Linked DNA regions of Mus musculus: region 1 is linked to region 2. A link is a loop called in an ENCODE intact Hi-C map of the cell type or tissue named here. Cell type or tissue: gastrocnemius. All regions are shown on one strand. Links, peaks and the distances in the headings refer to the core of each region. The heading gives the core; the rest is flanking DNA.

Region 1 (12,221 bases), core at 1,789-9,788, 150 kb after region 2:
CAAGACCTAGAAGAAATGATTACTGATGGCTTGCTGATTGCTGGTACTAGAAACTGTGGATTATACTCTCTGCAATGTGGACTGCTGTCCCTCAAGGCCCAGAGCACCAAACCTCAGAACCTGGGCATCTAGATCTATCAAATCCCTGGAATCCAGTCTTGAGTACTGAGCCTCTAGTTCAAGGGGCCTGGAGCTATAAGGTCTTAATCTGCCAGCCAGATCCTATGCCTTTGACAGCCAAGGGTCCAAGGCTGTCAACACAAGGGGCGTGTTCTACCTTTACCTGTAATATCTAACAGTAGAATTAGGAAACCCGAGCCAGCTGGTGATAATTGGTAACATTTTAATTTTCGGTGTGTTTTTGAGACAGGTCTCTATGTGGCCCTGGCCGTCCTAGAACTCACTTGTAGATCATTTTCACCTCCAATTCACAGTGAATTGATGGTGTGAGCCTCTATGCCCAGAATTGGTAACAATTTCAGATCATGGTTAGTCTTCACTCTTCTTTGGCTTGATCACAACTTCTGTTGCTTCAGGATGTTCATATTTCATCAGAGTGATTATATTATTTTCAGACTTCCCTAACTGACTGTTTCTAATTGCTTTTGAGAAGACCTTTGGTACAAATCAATACACTGAAAAGAGTTGAATGTTTTTCTTCCTGTTACCCAGAAGGATAATGCCCACACACACTAGCAGTCCCCAAGGAGCCAAATTTCCAGATTTTTCCTCATTCTTGCCTAAGCAATTATACCTTCCCTGGAAGAGCAATGACATACCATTGCAGAAGATACAGAGGAAATCAAATTTCTTTGATCCATATAATCACTTTTTTTTCCAGTAATGCAGTCTCAAAAATGAACCCACCTACCTGGATCACCTTAGCTGCCTTATTGGCATGTACTACTATGTTAGTTTTCTCACCTATAACATGAATTTAATAATGGCACCTATATTGTAGTTCTTGGGTTAATATTAAATGAGGGAAAATCTTAAGAGAGAGTGGGCATTCAGTAGATGTCATCATCAGACCAGCAGCAGTCTGCTCCATGAGGGCATTGTTCTAGGGGAGGAAACAGCAGCCCCCAAAGTGATCTTGATGGCTTTGTATTAATCATCCCAATCCCAAACTGTTGGTTACACACCTATCACAAACTAGAAATCAGAAGGCATATTACGGATGCAAGTTAAGAATGATGTATGATCTAATCTACAAGGGCCTCAAAACATATAAATATAACAGAATATTTTAAAAAATCTATTCTGTATAGTAGCTAGACTATGATGATTATGGAAGTCCTCAAAATAATGGTCAGTTCTGTTGGAAGCCTAGGAAGAATCAAGGGCAGATAGAAAACAGTGATGTACAGGGACGCATCCCAAAGAAAAGGACACTGAAAGATTACCGATTCGCAGAGAAGACTTGAGGACCAGTTGGAAACCTAAGTCCATTAGTGTGTGCAAAGAGAATGCAAGGAATAAAAAGTCACGCCAAAGAACATGAGAGAAAAGATGCTTCAAAGGCGGGAAATATGACCATGGAGGGGAGAGCATACACTTTGCTCTTCCTGATTCTATAGCTCAATCGTGCCTGTGCATAGTATTTAAATTATACCAAAATGAAAATACTGAATAATCATGCACTCTAAAACTATACCACAGCTGTGTAGAGAGGCTGTGGGGGGGGGGGGGTTTAAAAACTGGATAAAATAAATACGAATATAAAATTAAATACATTTATTTTGCCCAAAGGAGACTCTATGAAAGAGGTGAATAGTCATGTAATGTTAGTGTGCTGTCTGTTGGTTCTCCAGTTCTCAACGGGTTACGTCTCAGAACTTCATAAAGCACATGAAGCAAGAGGGGCCGTAGTTAAAGACTCCTGGAGCGAGGGCTGAATGGCAACTGGGAAATGATCTGCACCTCGTACAGAGCAATAACGGGTTTGAAATAAGCTTCTGCTCCAGGAGCTGGAGAGCTGGCTCGGTGGTTAAGAATACACACTGATCTTTCAGAGAACCAGAGCCTGGTTCTTGGGACCCATGTTAAGCTATTCAAGGCCCTTGTAAGTGCTGTTCCAGGGGATCCAATGCCCTCTTCTGGCCTCTGTGAATATCTGCTCTTATGTACACACACACATGCGCGCGCGCACACACACACCTTAAAATAAAAAATAAAGCTTATAAAAGAGATGGCATGGCTTGATAAATCTTTTGAAGGTAAAACCAGCAGAATTCAGTGGTTAGATGGCAGAGGCTAAGGAAATCCCAGTTAGCAAAGGCAACATAACTAATGAACAAACATATAGAATGGAGTGTTTTACACACGGAGAGACTTGGGATGCTGCAGTATATAAAGGTTTTAAGATGTATAGTAAGACATAAGGCACAGTGACAGGCTTATGCCACGACGTTATAGGAGAGGGTAGTGCATGAGAAAGTATTTTCTGAATAATTTAAAGAATGTCTGCAGTAACACCTTGCTATACATTAATTCAATTGCTGTTTATTATCTGCTACATGTAGGCTCTAGAAAGTCTTTCATAAAACTTCCATCAATATTTGTCTAGAGTTCCAAGGAAATTCAACTTATTTGGGGGAGGGGGTTGGTGCTCATAGAAGAAAGCCATCTCTAGATGTTACTATTTCAGGATTGTGCAATATTCACTTGGGAAAATTTGAGGGAAGCGCATTATTTAAAATGAAAGACCATCGGAGAGTCGGGAAGTACAGCTGCGTGTGAACCTGAGAGGCATCAGTAGGTCTGGGTAGCAGTGCCACCCCAGTGCCACAAACTGAGTCATTCAGTACAAAGTGACAGTGGCTTCAAGTTCTTGAGCTGCACTTAGGGCAGCAATCCTGCCAGAAAAATAAAGGGAACTATTGTCACATGGTTGTAATTCCAATGAGATTCAGGATGAGAACACTGGGAAGGACATCGTCTCAGCTGGTCTGTCTTTTGGATTTCAGTAAGAATCAGCACACTAACAAACACATTGGATCCTGTGGTCTCTGCATGGGCTCCAGGGTCAGCACACTAACACACTGGCTCCTGTGGTCTCTGCACGGGCTCCAGGGTCAGCACACTAACATACTGGGTCCTGTGGTCTCTGCACGGGCTCCAGGGTCAGCACACTAACAGACTGGCTCCTATGGTGTCTGCATGGGCTCCAGGGTTAGCACACTGACACACTGGCTCCTGTGGTCTCTGCATGGGCTCCAGGGTCAGCAGACTGACACACTGGCTCCTGTGGTCTCTGCATGGGCTCCATGGGACTTACTGTCAGGACCTGGGCTGTACAATACATCAGGAAGCTTTAGTTGGTGAATGTTGTGTGCTGGCTTCTGCAAGGATGGACTAGACTTCTTTGGGCAATTATGAGAACATCACAGAAGGTCAAATGAGAACATTCATTTTTCTGATTTGGACCTACATGGAAATATACCTTCTAAGTCACCAAAATGCTTTTTTAAATGTAGCTTTAAAATTCCTTCCTGCTTTTCTTTTTTATCTTCTGCTTCTTCTCTTTGTCTTTGTTACTTTCATACCCTTTATCTCTCTCTATTTTAATTATAGTTCATATTTAATCAGAAGTTCTTTATCATAATAGGTATTTCTGTAAGAGAAAATACATTCTCTATTCAAAGCTTAGCCTTTGTGATTAAACGAACTTCTATTCTAAAAATGAACAAAAATAATCTTAAATACTCAAGGCTGAAAAAAATAAACACAATATCTACATTTGAAATGGGAATGAAAAGGAAATCAGAACTTTTATGTTTATACTAAATCTTACTAATTTCGAAGACTATATAAACCCTCTGTAATGACTTAGCACAGTCGTTACCACTTCTTTTCAAAACCAAGTCAGTAATGACTTTGATATGTGCCTTGCATTTGTCCTCTGGGAAAACAAACTTGCATGTGGCTTTTCCAATAGTGGACATGTATTCAAATGTGCTGTGATAGGAAATAGATAAAAAGAGTGGAGGAGGAGGATGGGGAGGAGAAGGACGAGGAAGAGGAGTTGTTTAGAATTTTATTTTTATTTTTTTTATTTTTTATTTTTTTAATTTATTTTTACTCCCTTTGAGGTACACTTACTGCTCCTGAGCCATGCCACTGGGCTCTGCATCACAGACCACAAGACAGATGTCACCCCAGGTGCTGTGCTGTACATTTCATTTATCACACTACTGGACAGTCCTAGCTGATAGTCACATGGGAAATCAGCTCCAGTTAAGGTTTAACAGCCCTGAGCATTTGACAGTAAACATTTGGAGTATCAAAGCCATACAAGTCCATTCCTATTGTGTTCATTGCGCTAACACAAAAATACTACCTGACACATGTTTTCTACATGAGCTTTATTTAGAAGGAGATCTTGTAAACATGCCATGGCCTGGATTTATTATGAATGGCATAGTATAGTTCTGACATTCAAAAATGCTTGAAACAGCATTAACAAGTACTAGTCCTGCAGATTCAAGAGTTCACATTCTCTTTTGTATACAATACTGAGTAATTAGAGAGAAATGAGAACTGAAGGGCTATTGTTTATAAAAGCAATTTATTCAAATGGGAAGTTGTGAGCTGCAAAGAGTAGAATGTGCAGAGTGGACAGTGTGTGTGTGTGTGTGTGTGTGTGTGTGTGTTGCACACTAGAAGACCAATGGCATGACTTCTTACCAAGGTGTGCTCATAATATGAATATAGATAAATGTCACAGTTGGAGAGCTGTAAACATTCATTTTTAGTGAGTCATGTGAGAATTAGAATACCATTTCTGGGCTCCTTTGTCACTTCCTGGCCTCTGCAGACACTTGCTCCAACTTAAAGGCAGACCTGTAAAGGTTCCACTCTAGGACCTGCGTATGAGATGACATTTGCCTTTCTGGGCCTGGGTTACCTTACACGGTGAACACTTTTCTAATTTCAACCATTTCCCCGCAGATTTCCTTTTTCTTTCCAGCTGGAAAAATTCCACTGTGTACCACTGTGTACCACTGTGTACCACATTCTCATTGTCTATCCAGTCGTGGGCAGACATCAAGGTTGATTCCACTTCCTAGATATTACAAGCACAGCTGCAATGAGCACGACTGCATGCGTACTTTCGACTTCATACACGTACCTGCTGGTTAAATCTCCTTTTACTTCTACGTTTACCGTGGAACAGAAGCCTCAGTGCAGCTCCCGTTCATGTTCACCTTCTTTCTAAATGCTATTCTTCTTTTGTTCCAACTATTTTATCACTGTTTCTTTTTTTAAGCTTTGTTTTATCTTGATCATACACATCTGTATGTGCATTTGCATAGAGGTGGGTGCAAAGGAGCGCTAGGGCTAGAGGAGGCCAGAGGTGAGAGAGTTCCTGGAGCTGTACTTATGCGCAGTTGTGTGTCACTAGCCATGGGCAATGGGTTCTCTGTAAGGGCGCTATACACCTTTAACCACTGATCTCTCTCTCTCTCCAGCCTACTTCTAATTTATTCATCTTCTAGTGTTTCTATTGGTTCACTGTTAGTTGAATGTGGTTTTTACGGTTGGGGACATGGATCAGATATCAGAAAACGCTATGATTTTGCAGCTGACACCACTGGTACCCATGGCCGGTGGCTCACAACCCCTTGAAACTTCAGCTCCAGTGCATCTTATGCCCTCTACTGGCCTCCACGGGCATTACACACTTGTGTACAAACCTGTCCTCAAGCACACACATAAATACATAGTCAAAAAAAAAAAAAAAAAGTTAAATCTAAAGCAGGTTTTATAATGTCTTTAAATTTCTAGAAGGATGTTTTTAGTCTTCCTACAATTTTTAATTTAACTCTGGCTTTGGTTAGAGAAAATGTTCTCTATGATATCAATACTTCTAAATCCATTTGACTTTAAATTTATGCCGGTGCCAGACAATGTCCCATTTGTAGTTATAGAGAATGCTTGTTCTGTGTACTGTGTGGATCAAGTATCCTGTTTCCTTGTCTTCTGCTCAGTTAGCCCTAGCCATTATGGAGAGTGGGGTATTGAAGTTTTTAGTTATTATTGTGGAACTCTCTATTCAGTTATGCCAACTTTCACCCCCTATAGTTTGAAACTCTGTTATGAGGGCTGCAAGCATTTATAGTTACCATAGCTTCTGAAAATGGAAGATTACCTTTATCTTGCTGTGCGTACTCTACATTTCTTTTAGCAACGTTTTGTCCCTCAAGTCCTGCTCCAGTCCCCTGTGCTCAGCTTATTTTCTCACAGCAGTTCAATTCTTATTTCTGTCTGTGTATGACTGTAACAATCCTATGAGAAGACACTATGAGGATTCCGTATAATGCAGCGTTTTGGATTTATAACAGCTGGTCTTCAGTCAGGTACAGACCACTTTCAATGGGAGTGGACGGAGTTTCTTAGCTTTTGAAATCATGTCTTTCATCAACTTTGGGGAAAAAAAAAAGACACCATTGTGTCTTCAAATAACCTCTCCTCCCCATCCCTCTCCTGCTTCTCCGAGATACACACAGTGTTGTCGAGGCTCAGGGAGTCCCAGAGACTGTGTTCACATTCTCCACTGATTTCTTTTCTTCACACTTGGTAATATTCATTGTCTTTTCTTCACACTTGGTAATATTCATTGTCTTTTCTTCAAGGATCCTAGCACAGTCTCCTGCTGGCTCTAATTTTCCTTTGGAATCCTCTAGTGACAGTTTATTTGAAAGCACAGATTTTACTTTTATAAATTTGGGATGGGTCATTTTTAGGTTTATTGCTCCCCTGGCCCTTTACGTATTCATTGTGGGCAGATATTCTGTTTAGTGGATCTAACCTCTGGCTTACCTAGTTATTCTCTGAGCAGTGTCATCTCTGTCTCTTTAAACAGGTCGCACTTAGTCAGACAGGAGTGTGAACAGCCACACTCCAGGATCTTTCTCATCTGCATTTTGTGCACACTATGGGCAGTGTACCATATGAACACACATATAAGTGGCTACCGGACGCTGGGGCCAGAATCCAGTTAGCTATTGTTAAGAGATGAAACTAACTATTATTTACTGGTAATGAAACCTTGAAAGATAGAAATAGATTCCAAAATATAACAACAATAGTTATATCAGACAGATTCTACCCTGTGACTGCTTTTAGGTGAGAAGAAATATTTGAGACCTTTTGAGGTCCTCTTAATGATGGTATTTTATATTGCCACTTATAATGCTATTCCAATTGCATACAACATGAGTCAGAATAAGCCATTTCAATAAGCATCACATGGGGCGAATGTAAAAGAATATTTGGAACCATGGAAGAAGTGCAGTGAACCTTCATGTTTGTGCTTTACACATTCCACCAGAAATATTCTCAAAATAGAGCCTGCTTCATTACCAATTCTCTAACAGAGCCTGCTTCAATACTAATTCTCTAACTTATTATCTGCACAACTACAGGAAGGTTCTTTAGTCTCCCAATATTTTCCTTCTCTAGAAAGGACAAATAAACTGGGCTTGGAGGCAAAGACCTGCAATCCTAACACTCAAGAATTAAAGGCAGAAGGATCAAGAGTTCAAGGGCATCCTGGCTACAAAGTGAATTGGAGGCTAGCCTGGGCTACAGGAGACCCTGTCTCAAAAACAAAACAAAACAATGCCAGATAATGGCCATGTTGGCTTTCTGTATGCATTCCTGAAATTTTGTTTATACCATACAGTTTCTGCAGAGTGGTTAGCCAGTAGTAGTCACAAAATGCGCTCTTGGGCTCAAGTACGATAGCGATTAGCATTTGTAAACAAATGACACCACAATGGGGCCAAGGCAGATGTACCTGGGGAGCTCCCCAAATTCAAGGTCAGCTGCCGCACATAGAACAACTGTCTCTAAGGAAATGCGTACGGAATAGAGACGGGGAGAGGATTACTGTTTCATTCTTCATCTCAGATCCAGCATATCTACAAAGAGTTGGACCAGCTTCTTCCATATTTACGGGTCTGCTTACATGCAAGGAACGGTAGTCTCCAGTATTACCTTTAGGTTTCTTTCACCAAAATAATCATTTCTCCAAATGACAATATGGGGATGGGATGCAGTTTATCAGTGGATAACAGGACGACTGGCCGCAAGTTTCAGTTTTTTATTGTAGCATTGAGGAAAGCAAATCAAGGGAAGGGCCTGCGCTGGGGAGGCAGGAAAAAGAGGAGGCCTGGAATAATCCTGCCAACACGAACCATGCCCTAATCCTTGTGCTTTTCTGTTTCCCATGCTGTCCCTGAGGAGGGCAGAGGCCTGTGTTAGGTTAGGGCAAGGGAGGCGGGTGCTAAGTAGGTCCAGGTGGGGCTCTTTAAGAAGAGCTGGCTCTGTTCCAGCCTCAGGTCTTACTTGCATGCTTCCTCCAGCTGTGTTGATGCTTAAACCACAGCTGGTGTGTTTTGTCTTGTCCAAGAATGGTTTGAACTACTCCTAAAACTCGACGTAAGTGACTTTAATGGCCACCAGGAAGATACTCTTTGTTAATGAGGGGGAAAGGAGAGACTCCCTTCAAAATCTCAAAATGCTGGGATCTCTATGCCATAATTATTGTAGAGCTAGTCTTCCTTGTATGGTAATTCCCCACTATTTTCTTTTAGAATCTTTCTATACCATTGAAAATATCTTGCTCTTGTGTGTGCTGAGACAGTGGATGCTGACCCATCCTACAAAATAGTGACTACACAGCATCTGTAAAGTGCTCATTATATTAAAGCCTTGAAATCTCACTCTGTATCTATCTCATGTGGCCTTTAGTAATGTCATCTTATATCTTGGAGTTTAAATGTTTTCTGTCTCTGCCTCTCTTTCTGTATGTCTTTGTCTATCTGTCGGTTCTTCCTCTCTTGTGTGTGTGTGTGTGTGTGTGTGTGTGTGTTCCACTCTGTCTCTCTTTCTGTCTTTCTCTCCACACACTGCTCTTACAGTCATGGGATGCATGGGATATGTGTGTACTGAATGAACCTGATAGCTATAATAAAATTTCAGTTCTGAGGTCAGCTTTGTTTTATTTCTTCTTCATGAATAGCATAATAAAAATGCTATGTGTTCCAAACATTTCAAATATTGAGCAGGCCTTCTTAAAGATGTTAATTAGTGCACATGAATATACTTGAAATAAGTTACCTTTATAACAAGGTGAATGCTAATCTACCCAGTTCCATCGATCCAGTAGAAATTTAAATCACATTTTCTGAATTATTTAGATAAAAAATTTCTAACTTGAATTCATGGAATAAAAAAAGATCTTTGTTTTCAATTCCAAGAAACTCAGTTCTGAAAAGTTTTCACATGCCAATGAAGGCTTTTCAGGTTGCTTGAATGCACCTGCTTGATCAGCCCTTCAACAAAGTATTTTCATTGGCAAATATGTAATTTATGCATAAATAAGAAGTTGGATCCTGAGACACTGGAGTAAAAAGCTCAATGCTTTAAGGGCCTTGTGCAAAGGCTTGCTCACAGCTCCTACCACACTTTTGCAAAATTAATTTCATCAAGTCCAAGTGCTTGAGACCCAAAGCCTGACTGTACACAGAGGCCTTTTCACTCCCTGTCCCCACAGCCAGAGCTTCTTTTCTAGTAGTTGTCTTGGCAGCCCAACGGGCCTCAGGAAGGCCTTTGGTAAACTTTTTTTGGTGTGTGTGTGTGTTTGAGTGTGTGTGTGTTTATGTGTGTGTTTATGTGTGTGTGCGCGCATGCTCCCCTGTGAGCGCGCCTGAGTATGTACTGAGTCAGTGGATGGTCACCCATCTGCCCCTAACAAAAATGTTTTCCCCTGGGTGAACAATCCGGCACTGTGAGAGTTGTGCAGGTGTCTCGGGTGTCAGCTGGCCTCTGTTTATTATTCGTGTGCTGTTACAGGGAGGCCATCAGCAACAACTCTCTGCAAATGGGTCAAGGAAATGAAAATGAAGCCTGCAGAACAGGGACTGTGAGGGTCTGGGGTTTTGCTGGCAAACTCTGCCCAAGCTCCTCTTTGGGTGCTACTTGAAAATTGCTCCTTGTTTGGCTTGGCTGAGACTTCACATGGCGAGGCCCTGCGAGATCGGTTAGGGGAGGCCAGCTGCGAGCAGGTGTGCTGGGTTTGCTTTTTCATGGCTACCAGAAGAACGCGGCTTCTGCTCGGTTCTGAAGCATTTCTCTTCTTCAGAGGCTTGTTTGTGTTATGTGTTTTCCAAAAAACCAACAGCAGCTGGCAGAACGTTACTGGGAAAGGAGGCGGGAAGCATTTACATGATTCCTTGTTTTTCAACTTTATACTCCTAGTTGCAAGAAAGGAAATGAACACCTTTCAACATTGAATTATTTTCCTTCTCAGTGGCTCAAGGGTAAGAATGGGATATATAGAGAGTTGGTTCAGCAACACCACATCCAAAAATGTGGCAAAGTCTGGCTCGTTCGCAATGACGTGTTCACTGAGTTTAGTATCTTAATTAAAAACATTCAAAATAGACCTCTTCTGAAGTTTTTAATTTACAGAAATTACCATAATTATTTTATGACCCATCAGTTCTGTGATCAATTTTGCCATGTCCCCGAATGGTTAACAATATTCTGAACTCTGTTCACTACATTTGCAAGAATCTAGTTAATATTTGTCATATTTGACATATAGCATGTTAGTTATTAGTCTAAGGATCCATTCCTCGGTTCTTTATACATAAAAATAAGTCTGTACAGTAGCTTATATTATCCAAGATGGGAGCCTCCAATATTTGAGTAATTTGCTTTTATTAAGTTCTTAAAACACATGATTCATAAAACACATTTATTCATTCTTTCTTCATGTCCTAACTTATGGAACCATGAGTATGCTGGGAAAGAGACTAGATAAGGCCAGAGGGATGGAGAGAATGACCCTGCCTGCTATGGTTGGAGCGTGGAGTGGCCCCACAGATTCCCATGTCTGAGGCTTCCCCCCCTCCCAGCAGGTGGCACTGCTTGGGGAGGCAGTGGAACTTCTGGAAAGCAGGGGCTGCTGCTGGGATGAAGTAGGCCATGGTGGGGGTGGGGGGTACCAGGGCTTGCCCTACTTGCCATTCACTCTCTTTTTCCTGAAGGCTGACCCTGAGACTGGATGTCAACAGCTGTCTCAAGCTGCCTCTGTCCCTAGTCCTCCAGGGCTCACAGCCTCCCTCCTGAGCTGGACCTTGTGCCTTAACCCTGCGGGCCTATAAATCCTTCTTGACTTGTTAAATAGTCCATTATGGTGATGGGGAGAGCAAAGCCCTTGTAGCCTCCTGTCTCCCTACCACACTGCAGTGAGCAGAGGGTGCTTTCAAAACAGAAATCAACTATTTCTTGGTGACAGGAAATAAGTAGTATCCCCTTTGAGGCTTTTAACAGTGCACCGGCTCCTCACTCCTTCTCCACTACTGCTCTTTCCCAACTCCAGCAACACCACCCTTCGGCTGTTCCTAAGACAAAATGAGCAATTGCCTGTATCCACCTGTGTTGCAGGGTAGCTGAATCCCTGCATCCCTGTCTGTTACATCCATCTGTCCATTGTATTTGCTTTGGATCTCAGCCTGTTTTCAGCAATCTACAGCTTAAAGTTCCTTAAGTTTTGAGAGACAGAGTTTACTTTTTTCCTCTGTGCTCCTTGAGGCTGGATCTGTCTTCATATGGTGGAAATCTGAGACATTTTCGTGGAGAGGATGCATATATAAAGACCTGCTTGTTGCTTTTATTAAATGACTTTCAACTATTGAAAAGGGGAATCTATGTATATAATAGTTGCTGAAATTAGAAAAGCAGATAGAGCAAGGGCTATCGAATCAGGCTGTGATCACCTTAACAACAGCTAGACATAAGGCACTAAAAACAGCGACATTAAAATATCACCTAGGGCCATGGGAAATATACTATTTAGTTCAGAACTACTTTTTGGACTGCTTAAATCACTATCCTTAAGCATAAATAGATGCAAACCATCTTAAATTGCTGAAGTACATTGAGAGGAAGTAAGCTAAGAGTATTTCCTCAAGGGGAAAAGAAACTCTGACTTTATAATGTTGTAAGCTGTGTTGAGAAACATGTGCACATAACTTGAAGAAATGGATGACTACTTAGAAGGATGGATGGACACATGCACTCTAAAAATGACTGGGGAAACTGATGTAATGGGAAGAGAAGGCTGACATGGTTAACATCTCTCGGCTAGAAGAAAACACAGAAGATAGTTAAGCAGAGAAGTGTCAAAGAATTCACAGAATAAA
Region 2 (12,221 bases), core at 1,999-9,998:
GGAGCTGGCAAACCAAGCCAGGGTCTGTCTCTCAGAAAAACAGAGGGCAACTCCATTGACAAAGTCGATGTAAAGATACAGGATGAGCTTAGAAACCTGGGATAGTCTTCAGATGTTTCAGAAGCGTCTTCATCCTGGTTTCACATGAAGCACGAACGCACCTCAAACATTGGGAATAAGTACATATTGGTGAGCACAGGGCATTGTGGGAGGTTGTGGACACAGGGAGCTCACCTTACAGTACAACCCATGCTATTCCAAACCCATTTTTCAGCAAGCGGCTAGTTCTGTCTTACCCTTGGCTGCTGAGCAAAGCAGGGTTGCAAAGATGCTTTCTAATAGATTTCTTGAGGCTGGTTAGTGTTCTGCTGTGGGGCATGGCTCAGCAGCAATCACCTCATCAAGAGGTTTCTGTAGCCCACTGGACCTTCTGAAGCAAGTTATGGGGTTAGAGCTTGGGTCTGTGCTTTCGTCTGGAGTGTGGGAGCTTCTGAGCCCCGAGGGACACTGCTCTGGAGTGACCCCGGAGTGTTTGGGATTCAGATAACCAACTCTCACTGAAATGTGGGTTCCTACTCTATCTTGTGTCCCATTCAGCTCTTTTAGTGACACTGAAGTGGACAAAGGAAATACTTGTACTATGGTGAGCTTCTCTTTGGAAAGTGACTTTCTCCCTGGTGGAGGAAGGTTATGGGAACTGCATGTCTGTCTTTCTCACCTGTAGAGTGTTTGTGACTAATGGGTTTAAAAGGAAAGAAACCTGACCAGCCAGCCTTTGGAGGGCAGATGGTTCATCTTCTCAACACTCCAGTTCCAAGATATTTGACACCCTCATCTAGTTTGCAAGGGTACCTAGATATGCCATAGCATTCTCTCACACATACAACACATGCCTTCTGCCTTCTCCTCCTCTCTCTCTCCCCCCCTCAAATCCTGGTTAATGACATAATTCCTAACGTAACCATAAGAAATCAAACTTTCTGATACTGCTACCACAGTAAAATGATGAAGACACTAACTACCAGGATTTGCAAATCCAACAAAAGGGGAAAATCATCAAAGTTTGGCTATAAAAGTTCTGTCCCATAGTGTGTCACAGAAATATGGTTATATCACAGCCAATGGATGCGATAGCATTTCTGTTAAATATGGCGTACACTGGAGGTAAATAAAAGACTTGAGAGAGATCTTGAGTGAATGTTTCTGAATGTAGACCCAAAGACTGGTGAGGTGGTATTTACCCCCACTACTGTATTGCTCCACAAATAAGATAACTTTTCCCTTTCAAGCTATTATGCTGTCTATAAAACAAACAAAAATCAACCACAGGGAAGAAAACATTGAAAGAAAACTAATCCAGAGGAGGAGGAGACGAAATGCAAAGTCAGAGACTCTGCAGTTAAAGAAGTTTATAACCTGGAGAAAAGAAGATAGGGTGGTGCCAAATGGACCCACATCTAAGAAGTGATGATGCAGTCTCGTAACCCCACCCCCTAGCCCTGTGAGGGGAGAGCCCAGCCTGTGCACAGCATGCCACTCACTGAATTTTGCAGATCTACTTTTATGGTAAATTAGGATGCTTTTAACCCAGTGTTTTTCCAACTAGATATCCTAGGGCCATAACTCTCAGAAGGTTCTTTTGGGGAAAAAAGAAAAAAAAAATGCTCTTTTAAGGGGAGAACAGCCCTTAAAGGGACAGATAGGCCCCACACTGTTCATTCTTTTCATCTCGTTTGACCTTGGCGCCTCAATTTTATAAATACCTTCCAGAGACCCCTTTCTGTGAAGTTTTCTTTTATGCAATAAGATTAGGCCACTAGAAAGAAAGGGTTTTGAAATTAGCTCTGTATGCTGAAATTTTGTTCAGCAGATATATTATGACGCCCATTTCTGCTTCCATGAAAGAACCTGTTCTCTTCAATATTCCTTCCTAAGACAAAAGTTTATAATGCAAAAGTACTTAAAAGTAAATTTGGCCTTCATATTTCTAGTTAAAAATATTTGAAACAACCGAACAAGCAGTTATGAACTTCCACAGCTCAGGTAAGGTATGTCTTCCTCTCAGTTCCTTATTCCACATAGATTTTAGTGCATAAAACTGAGTAAACCATCTGCTTGAATGAGTTACTGGCTTAGGAGTTTTTCACACTGACCTCTGTTGGTCTCCTGGGGTCTTTGAGTGTGTGTAACTTCACTACAAAGCTACATTTGAATTTTTTTAAAAAAAATATAATTCATTCTCTTTTTCCTTTCCACCCAGCGTGAATAATCGAGAATTCATGGTATTATGGATTTTTAAATGTCAGGGATTGTAAAGCTGTCCTGCCTATTACAGTAAGACTTCATTAGAGGCTATCATGTATTCAAAGTAGTGTGTAATTCAAAGCAGCTGTGTATCCCAGCTCCTCTCTTCCAGATGTACTATTGTCCTCTAAATAAAAACATCATACAAGCCAAGGACTCTATAGCTTCAAGCTTTGTTTCTAGGTGCCCGGAACCTTGATAACTATATTCCAATAAAGCTATTGCATCCTATTGTCATGGAAACATAAACAACAACAGCAGCAGCAGCAGCAACAACAACAACAACAACAACAACAGCAACAACTTGCACTTTCCCATTGATCCACATATTCTTCAGGGCTTGGGCTTCTAGTCAAGTAGTGATTTTTCAGGCCTGGGTCACATATCAATTTTCCTACAGCCTTATTGTTAGCATTGCTTTTTAGAAATATGTTAAAATCACAGTTCTTTATATTGAAATGTTTGGTTCACAGTAGGTAAGGGTCACCTGTCATTTTCCACTGAGGTAAAATATTCAAGTGTGAGTCTGTGTTACTTCAATATTTCCTTCTTTTATTTGTGAAGGCAAATATATTTTTCTTAAAGATGGTACATATCCACTGGGGCGTAATCTTTTCATAGTTGAGTGTCATAAGTAGTGATAACTTTAAAAGAAGAAAATCAAGCTCTCATTGCTTTTCCTAGAGACCTTATGAGTAAGACAAGTAAGAACAAGTGTCTATGGAAACAAGAAGCATAAACTAGGTACTGTAAAGGATCAAGACAGGAGAAAACCTCAATAAAAATATTATGTCAGCCCGTAGTAGCTAAGGATAAACTTAAGCCAAGATTAAAATAAAAGCTAATCCCATGCCCTTCTGTCTCCGGATGATGGGTTTCTATCAGCCTGGCCTTCTTTGTCATCCCTAATTTTGTGAATCACCTTTTGCAAAGGGAAGGATAAAGCTCACCTTTACGTAAACTCTTACATAGCAGAGGAAAAGCTTACAAGACACGCCCCCTACAAGATACGGCCCCCATAACCCCCAGGCTCGTGGTTTTGGCACATTGACCTCCCAGAGCTGAGAGAGGGGAGCAGAGTTTAGCAGAAAGTGTGTTTAGGATCAATGCCACCCACCGTCAGGGAAGTTGTCAGAGGGAGACCACGGCAGCTACATTTCAGATACTCTAGGTCTAGAACAATGAATGATTTTAGTCAGGTGAGCTCCAGGGAGCAAATGGCTCTCTAAGGCTGTGTATCACGCAGCCCGAGTAAGCTCTCCCTCGGAGAACCTGGCAGACCATCGGGCACTCCGTACACGGAGCACAGGCACCTGACCACCCACAAAACCTGCAACATCTTTGGTAGAGAGGGGCACATATGTTGTGGAACTTCAGCGTGTTGAACTGGGAAGGTCGATCTAATTTATTAACACAAGATAGTGTCTTTTGCCTACATCAACTCCGGTCGCCCAACGAAGGGCGTATCTGGATAGTGGTGCTGATGAAGGGAGAAAGAAGTACAAAAGCTTTAGCCCCTTCTGGAGTCCTGCCACTTTACAGCCAGACAGGTCTTATAACAAAATCCTTTCACTGTGTGAGCAACTAAACACTCTTAGAAAGAGTCCAACCTGAGCCACTTCTCCAGGAGTCTCTAGGGAGGTAACATGACACTTCAGCTTCCACAAAACCACACACACACACACACACACATGTGTCTGCATTTGATGAATAAGTCATTAAGACAGTTTGTAGGATGCTAAAGAATTACTTTTCTTATCAGGGAGCATAGCCTTGTATATATGTTCACAGGGGCAAGCCATCATTTCAAGGGAGTGTCTGGCCTCTGCTAAAGAGTTTATCATCTGATGGTATAAGACACAGTGAGGCTGACAATGGATACTGGAATTACAATGAGTAGAAAGAGCGAGAGCCCAGATGGTAAATAGTTGTTACCCAGGACTTAGTCTAAAATCAGTAGCTAAACAGTATGTGTGGAAGAGACAAAAAAAAAAAAAAAAAAATCCAAATTTACCTTCAAATGTTGTTACACGCGCTAAAAATAAAATCTGTTAATGCAAAAATGGCTTGTCACTTGGACACCCCAACTACTCTCTGGGAACATAAGCAAATAGAAATATCGAAGCCAGGATGATTTAAATATCTTCCTTACTGCCACCTGCTTTGCCCACCCACCAGCTTCCTTCCAGACCTTGTTAGTCCCACGGTGCTCTTTGGCTCAGCTCTGCCCTCAGCAATGCACTAATGTAAACAGATGGGTCACTGGTGTCAGGGCTATTAGAGTTGTCTCTTCAAGTGGCTAGAATGCTCAGCAGCAGGCAGAATAGGTTTCTAGGTCCTAAGTAGAGGACAGCTCTTTTCAGATCCTGACCGTGGATCTACGAAGCAAGTGAAATTTGGCTTAGCTCAGCTTCTAGCTAAAGACTTCTTCTCTGCATTAAAAGCATAACTCACATTTATTGTAAATGGCGTCGTGCCCGTGAGCTCCAGAGTGAATTCACAGTGGCTTTCCTTGGTGGATATCCCCACCTCCCCGCTCCCAGCCCTCACGAGTGAGGTCAGGAGAAAATTCATCTAGTGTTTTGGACAGAATGGAGAGAGCACTAGAGACACAGCCTCCACCCTTGAACATTCCTGACTGTTCTTCAACCCAAGTCTGGAAGGCAGACTTTTCAATCACCTTTCCTTTAATCCTGAAGGTAATGTACACAAACCCTAGTGCATCCTTAAAGCAGATCAACAGTGAGTGTCCAGAGATTTTGCCCTCACCCTGTTATTATAAACTGTTCGCTTCAGCACAGGAGCTGGCAGGGGTGGGGTGGGGTGGCTTTAAGCCATGAATTTCAGCCTCAAGGATCTGTGTTGAAAAAAATAAACCAAAAAAAAAAAAAAAACCGGGAAGATGAGATTTTCATCGCTGATACTAAGAGGTGTTTACTCTCCACCAGAGGAGGTCTCTTCCCAAGCTAACGCTTCCCAGCTTGGATCTCGCAAGACTTATTTGCCAGATGGGTTAGAAATAATCTAAACACTCACGCACCTGGTTTTGTTTGTGTGTTTGCCACTAGGGGACTATCAAGAAGAACGTGTCAGATATAGCAACCCAAAGGTCGCAGGAGTTAAGAGTGAGTTCTGTGTCTGGAGAAGTGCCTGTTGAGTATGCTTTTCTCTCTCTGGGCCCAGGGTTGGCATAACATGGCATTCACTTCGATCTAAACGCTGCCAAAGCCCGTCGGAGGGAATTTATGCCGAGCAGAGCAATTAAATCATCAGCATAAGATCTCCGTAGGGGTGCCTGGAAGAGGGCTTCTGGACCCTGGGTGTCCTCCCTTGGCCTCTTTCCTGCTGCACCTCTAACTAAGCCTTGCCACTGTCCCAGCTTTTCTTCTGCTTTCCCGTCTCAGTTGGGCTCAAACTAGGCTTATCCGGAACGTCCCTGGAAAATTCCGAGAGGGCAGAGGGGACCAGACGGCAGCATATGAGAAAGGTCCCTACAGTGTACCGCCAGGAGACAGCGGAGTGGAGTGGCACGGCGGGAGGGGCTGTCCTCTGCACCCCGGGGTGGGATGGGCTCCCTCTCCCTCCCACTCACCTGCGGCTGCGGCTCTGAAGCTGCGGACCGTGTTACCACCGCGCAGGGGCTGAGGACCCGGGAGCTGCGAGCCCGGTGTCCGGGTAGCCTGGACTCTACTGCTGCCGCTGTACCTGTCATAGAGCCACAGCATATGCTCCGACACCTTGTCGTGCGGCCTCAGGTCCGGACTCGGGCTACCACCTGTCGCGCGGTCGCTTGGCTCAGTCTCACGGAGTCCCGGGAGGTGCAAGTTTGGTCTCTGTCCCTGTGCCAGGTTCAGGCAGAAGTAACCTAGCCATAGACAGAGCAGCCCGCGCGCCCCGGCCATAGCGAAGTCCTGCTGTCGCACCGCTCTACTTCGGGTCGCCCGCGACACCTCGGAGGCGAAAGGGACGGCGGCAGAGCCGGGGTGGTGCTCCAGCTGCGGAGCGGGACACTGAGAGCCGGGCACAGCTGGAGCGAGGCCGCGAGGGTCGGCAGGTGGGCTCTGGGTGGCAGCCGCGCCCGCTCAGCTCCTCTCGCCGGCCAGCCGGAGGGCGGAAGGTCTGGGCGAGCGCAGCCGAGTTGTCAAGCGCGGGCTCTCCCTTCCGTGCCACCTGAGACTGGGAACACCCGGCCGGGCTGCCGCTATGGGGATCTGGATCTGCGCTCCACCAGCCTGGGACGCGTGCCGGGGCGGGGTGTGCGCTGTCGCAGCCAGCTGAGTTCTCAGAGGACGTGTGGTGTGTGTGTGTGTGTGTGTGTGTGTGTGTGTGTGTGTGTGTGTGTGAAGACAGACAGACAGACAGAGAAAGAGGGAGACAGGGAGACAGAGACACAGAGACAGTGACGAACAGAGAGACAGAGATAGAGAGACTGGTTCTGTTCCTTCTTGTCCTGATCTGATCTGTCCGGTCCGCCTGCAGCGAGTTCTCCCTCTAGCCTCTGGCTCGCCTTCCTAAGGCAGCTGGAGCAAGACTACCTCCAGAAGAGAGAAGCCTGGAGCGAAGTAACCAGGGAGCCAGAACCAGAAGGGTAGGGAGAGACTAGGGAGGGCGCACGGGGAGGGGCAGGTGGCGCTGGCGAGGGGAGGATGGAGGAAGAGTAGGAGGGACTTTTTAAAAAATCTGAGCACAAGTGGCTACATTCCTCCTAGCAAAAAGGCAGAGGCAAGTAGCAGTTTCTTTTCCCTTATTTGTTCTTATTTTATTTTTTGTTTTTTGTTCCCTTTGTTTGTTGTAGAGGTTTTGGCTATTTGCAGTTTGCTTTGTATTCCGCTGATTCCATATAAAATCACCACTATACGAACACCACAGTTGGCTCCTTCCCTGGGACACTTGGAAGGGCCCTGTACCCAGACACCTGCGCTGCCCTCCTACAGCTTATTCTTCATAGAGTTTCTTTTCACATACATCCTCATCTTCTTCGGAGGAGATAAACAAAATGAAATTCCACCCCATGTTTTAAAAAGATAAGCTAACTACCACAAGTCCAGCTCGCACTGTCAGACCTCTCTCAATAGGTTTCCTTGAAGACAGCTGATGTGAGAATGAGTCAGGGCCTTTAGGAAGAACCTGGTGTGCAGACTCGAATATAACTAGTTCTGTTGTCCACGCCATGCCAGCACCCTATGGTGTCAGAGAAACATTAAACTGCTAGCCAGCACTGTTTACTGCAAATAACATATCCTAGGTACTTGTCATCCCCTGTGTCCAGACAGGATTTCACTGTGTAGCCAGGGCTGGCCTTGACCTCAGACCCCTGCTGCTTCAGCCTCTCTAGCACGCGGGATCCAGGCCTATATCACAAATCATGGGCCGTAGGCATTGTGCATTGTTTTCAAAGAACCTTCAAACAAATCCCATGTTGCAGACTAAAAGACTGAGAGAAAAGATGATTCCTAGCAGGTGGCAGAACTGGGCTCCAAACCCAGGGAGCCTGACTTGCCTGACTTCTACTCTAGGATCTCTACATACTTAAGAATGGAACGGACATTTAAATTGGCTTAAGCAGACTATGCCCTTGCCATGGCTCCTGGCAGTAGGACTCTCAGTCAATGTCCCTTTTGGGAAACTGTCCCATCTCTGGTGCATTGACATTTTTGAAAAGAAATAGGTTCGCAGGTCACAATGAGCCTTCAACATTTAGTTTCTCCTTTGTTGGGGAATGATAAACCCTCCTAGAGTTTTGTTGGAGTAATACTAGAAACCAGTACTCAGTGAGTGGCACAGGTCTGGTCTTTAGTAGACTCTCAATCCTTTTATCCCAAATTATCCCAAATGTATCCCAAATGCAGACCATGGTCTCCCCCTCTCAGTCACTTCTCAACCCACTGTTCAGCTGTTTGAATTCTGCCCTTAGTCACCCTGGGAACAGCTCTGCAGATAATGCCATAGACTTCAAGAGTGGTCGAGAGGCTCCAATGAGATCATGTGGGTGAGCTTCGCCTGGCATAGAACACATAATAGCTTTTGTGATTAATAATAAAAACCTAATTGCAAAATTCAATAGGCACTGGAAGGCTAACCCTTTGATTTCCCCTGTGAGCCTTTGTGTTCCCTCCCCTCTCTGCTTTTTCTCAGTTGTGTGAAATGTCCTTGCAGCAGCTTCCTGCTCTGCCTCAAAGCAAAGCCAGATGGAGAAGGAAGTCCTCCACTCCTCCTGCACAACGTGGTCACTGTGACCCATCAGTAGATAGTTTCTCACAGCCAGAGCCCTCAGGATGGAAACTCTATCCTCTTTCTCTCGGTATCTCCAAGGAACTGCTTCCCTCATGCCTTTAACTCTGGTTCATATTTCCACTGCACAATTTGTTGCCCTATAATCTATATGGTTCTTTTAATTTGTACCAAGCCACTGCACGGGGACTGGAAATGCTGCATACCTGCATGCCTTCGCTCCTTCCTAACTGAATAAACCTTCACTTCTCTGTGCTTGTATTTTCTCCATTGCTCAAATAACACACACACACACACACACACACACACACACACTTACACAGAAGGCCCAATATTTGGGGGATTGTACATTGGAAACCAGACCCTAGTCTATATAGCAAGACTAAGACCCTTCCAAAGGAGAGGGAAGACGAAGGGAGGGAGCAAGGGAGGGGATAAGAATGTTGGTGATGGGTGTGTGTGTGTGTGTGTGTGTGTGTGTGTGTGTGTGTGTGTAATATTAACATAGTTCCCAAGATATTTTAATTGCTTAGGGAGAGTTGTCTGAGTTTGAGGAAAATGGCCTGTCAGTATGTTATCAAACTATATCCGTCTTTATACTTTAGTGACCAACTATTAGATTTGAACCAAGCAAAGTAAAGGAGGTGTTCGACGTAGTGGAGTGATCCCTATTAGGGTCTTTCAGCTGTAACTCAGAGACTAGTATCTGGATATGGAAACCATTGAACCAAGTGGTAACACTAGGAGAAATCTAAACCCTAAACTGTTTTATGTCATGTACATAAATGCCCTACCAATGACTGGGCCATAGAGGAAACAGGGAATCCAGGAGTGGTGTGTCTAGAAAAGACAAATAGAGGTGCCCATCTCCTAAGCAACTCTTGAGGGAATTGATTTGAAAGCAAACTGCATTGGAAATGAACTGCTCCCTCATCAGCCCTCCTGAGGCTGCCTCTGTGGGATATGTCAAGACAGCAGGAGTGTGATTTCTGTTGTCAGAGCCATAGAGTCTCAGAGCTAGTCATCGAAATAGTTTCAATGTTGTTAGCATCTTTTGATGCCTGCTCTTCTAAAACAGTAAACAACTAGATCATAGGCTTTCTAATTCTGGTCAGATTCGGGTTTAGCGTTTCTTCATTTACGGAGGGGACTTCAGAGCTCAATACATCACTGGTACAAATACATCTCTGGTCTTGTACCTGATTCCTTTATTGTGTCAGATTGAGCTGTTTTAATTTTGGTTTGTTTAGATGGTTCTTCAAGACAGGGCTTCTCTGTATTGCCCTGGCTGTCCAGGAACTTGTTGTGCAGACCAAATTGGCCTCAAAGTAACAGAGAGCTGCTGGCCTCTGCCTCCGGAGTTCTGGGGTTAAAATATTGAACCACCATGTCCAAAATGTCATTTTAATTTTTAGTAATAGGACACTTCTGCTTTACCCTAGTGTTACTTTTTCATTTAGCTATGGAGACAGGGACTCATTCTCATCTCTTTCTTAAATGCAAAGAGTTGAAGAAAGGCTTTCTTATTGCTACAAACCACAGCAAAACACAATTTGAATTTTAGTGGAGTTTGTTGAATTGATCTCTACTTTTGGCTACAAAAGCCTAGATCTATATATATATATATATATATATATATATATATATATATATATATATGTGAATGTGCAGTGTGATATAGAATATATATATACTTAAGCACTATGTGTAACCAAATACTAAAATCTCCCCATCAGAATGGTTATTGAATACTCACTATGGCATAGCTAGGGCAGTTGTGATAACCTACATAAGATTTTCACTAACATTTCTCTGAGGATAAGGAGGAGGTATTTTGAGGAGCAGGCAGCATGTGAGGCCCCATCCTGCTCCCCGTGAAAATGTAAGCAGTTAGTGATTTTTGGGCAAGGGCTCTTCTTTATTGATGTAGACACTGGTTAGTTGCTCAGGCTCTTGTAGATAGCCCCTTACCCGTGCTCCTATATGTAACCACAATTAAATGAGCTGGATTGGACAGAGTTGTTTGTTGGTGTTGGTCTGTCGTTGGTGCCCCGGGAGTGAATCCTCATTTGTTCCAACAGCCCCGGGAGAGTTAACATTGCATCCTGTAAGGCTGCATTTGCAGCTGTGGGGCCTGGCTCCTGTCTTTTTTATGTCTCCATCTTTGTTTCATCTTTCCAGTAAATATTTAGCATCTGTTTTGATCGTGACACTTAATTTAGTGTCAAGAATAAGAAGATGATATCATAATGGTGTCTCATCCCAGGAAAAGAGTCTTCCAGGGACATGGGATAGCTTATTAATTAACTTTGGAAAAATTGATGTCATTTTGATTGACTGAGTGCTTTTTTTTTTTTTTTTTTTTTTTCCTGTTAACCATAGAAGACACACTGCACGGAAAAGGTGACATTGAACGGTTTCAAAGTTAAGAAACAGATTTTTCCAGGAGACTTTTAGATAAAATATTCAGTGCAGTCTCATTTACCCAGGGGTAGGGAGGCCATTCTTATGGATTGCTTTGCTTCTCGCCCAACATCCTCACCACATTTCCTCAGTTAAGTCCCAGTAACTGTGCGCTCCTCTTAGCAAGCTATCGGGACAGCTGCAAATAACATTGTTGACTCTGGCTTCTCTATGGGGCTTTGGCACCCACTTTTAATAAATGTATGGATACCCTGTTGATGCCATGATTTTTGCTATATGAAAAATGAAACTCGGCATTGCCACCCTGGAGGCATGGTCTTGCTTGAAAACTTTTAGAAATGACTCTGTTATCCGTTCAGTCACAGGATTCCATGTCTGGGCCTCTTTTCTGACGTTTCTCAGACCTTCACATCGAGTCCTTAGATTGCATCTATTCTTAAGTTTTTTTTCCTATCCACTTTCTCCACCTTATTTATTTTTATTGCACCCTCTTTCGTTGAGCTACTGATGTATTTTAAAACAGATTAGTTTTATAATCTCAGAAGTGGACCTGAGGGTTTCTATTTTTTATCTCACTCCAACCGTACTTGGTTTCTATTGCTGCGTAAGAAAGTACCACAAGCACAGAGGCTTGCCCAATGCCCATTTATCACCTCGCCGGTCTAGAGTGCAGGCAGGTGTGGGGAGTTCTCTGCTCTGGGCCTCACAATGAAACTGTTGGTCAATTTGGTGTTCTCATTTGAGGGCTCTGGAGAAAAGTCTTTTTCTGAACCCATCCATTTTCAACCATCTCTGTTGTGTTGTGTGATCGAAGTCTCATCTAGCCAGCTGTTTGCCAGGGTTTGTGTCAATTCCTGGACGCCACCAGCCATTTCTTCTTTCTGCTCCCTTCCATCTTTAACTAGCAGAGAGGATTTTCTTGTATGTTAACTGTGGTATTTTATAATCTCTCTACAGAAAAAAACAACACAACAATACAACAACAACAACAACAACATCAAAACCCAAAGTGAAACAAAAACAAAGATTAAAACCCTTCTTTTAAAGAGTTGACCTGAGGTTAGGCCCACCAATAGTTATCCCTGTCTTTCAAGGACAGCTTTGGCATTCGACCTAAGCTGCTTATCTCAGTGAATGCTGTCATACACACTGATTCTACCCACGCAGAATGGAGGGGTCCCTTAAAGATTCAGGTCACTAGGAGATGTTTTAGAAATCTGAGTTTTTAGAATGCTGAATGCTCTAGTATCCAAGCAGTCAAC

Evidence for each region. Hi-C counts contacts between places; a loop is a spot of excess contacts. Peaks named below come from ENCODE experiments on the same cell type or tissue, not always from the same donor. Only the 100,000 strongest peaks of a DNase experiment are listed, where the experiment ranks them.
Region 1: it touches region 2 in a loop (2.4-fold over the local background); 5 of 42 quality-filtered maps call a loop at or near these places.

Annotation. Positions count from the first base shown.
Region 1 is chr5:98,700,245-98,712,465 of GRCm38, reverse strand. All of the region lies in intron 3 of Cfap299 (cilia and flagella associated protein 299), which reads right to left. Among named protein-coding and RNA genes, the nearest start is that of 1700010H22Rik, 140 kb to the right of the region's middle. In gastrocnemius, for the core only: a CTCF peak has its summit at 5,661 (motif pointing left); a DNase peak (open chromatin) is centred at 5,664.
Region 2 is chr5:98,849,098-98,861,318 of GRCm38, reverse strand. Bmp3 (bone morphogenetic protein 3) reads right to left here and starts at 6,904. Exons shown (of 3, transcript NM_173404.5): 1 at 5,897-6,904. The coding sequence starts at 6,206. Gm34563 (a long non-coding RNA gene) reads left to right here and starts at 6,812. Exons shown (of 3, transcript XR_389376.3): 1 at 6,812-6,892. RefSeq lists a promoter at 6,817-7,680 and a silencer at 8,018-8,522. In gastrocnemius, for the core only: no CTCF peak of the experiment used is centred there; DNase peaks (open chromatin) are centred at 5,611, 6,062, 6,412, 6,831 and 1 more place; H3K4me3 peaks cover 2,544 bases; H3K27ac peaks cover 1,148 bases.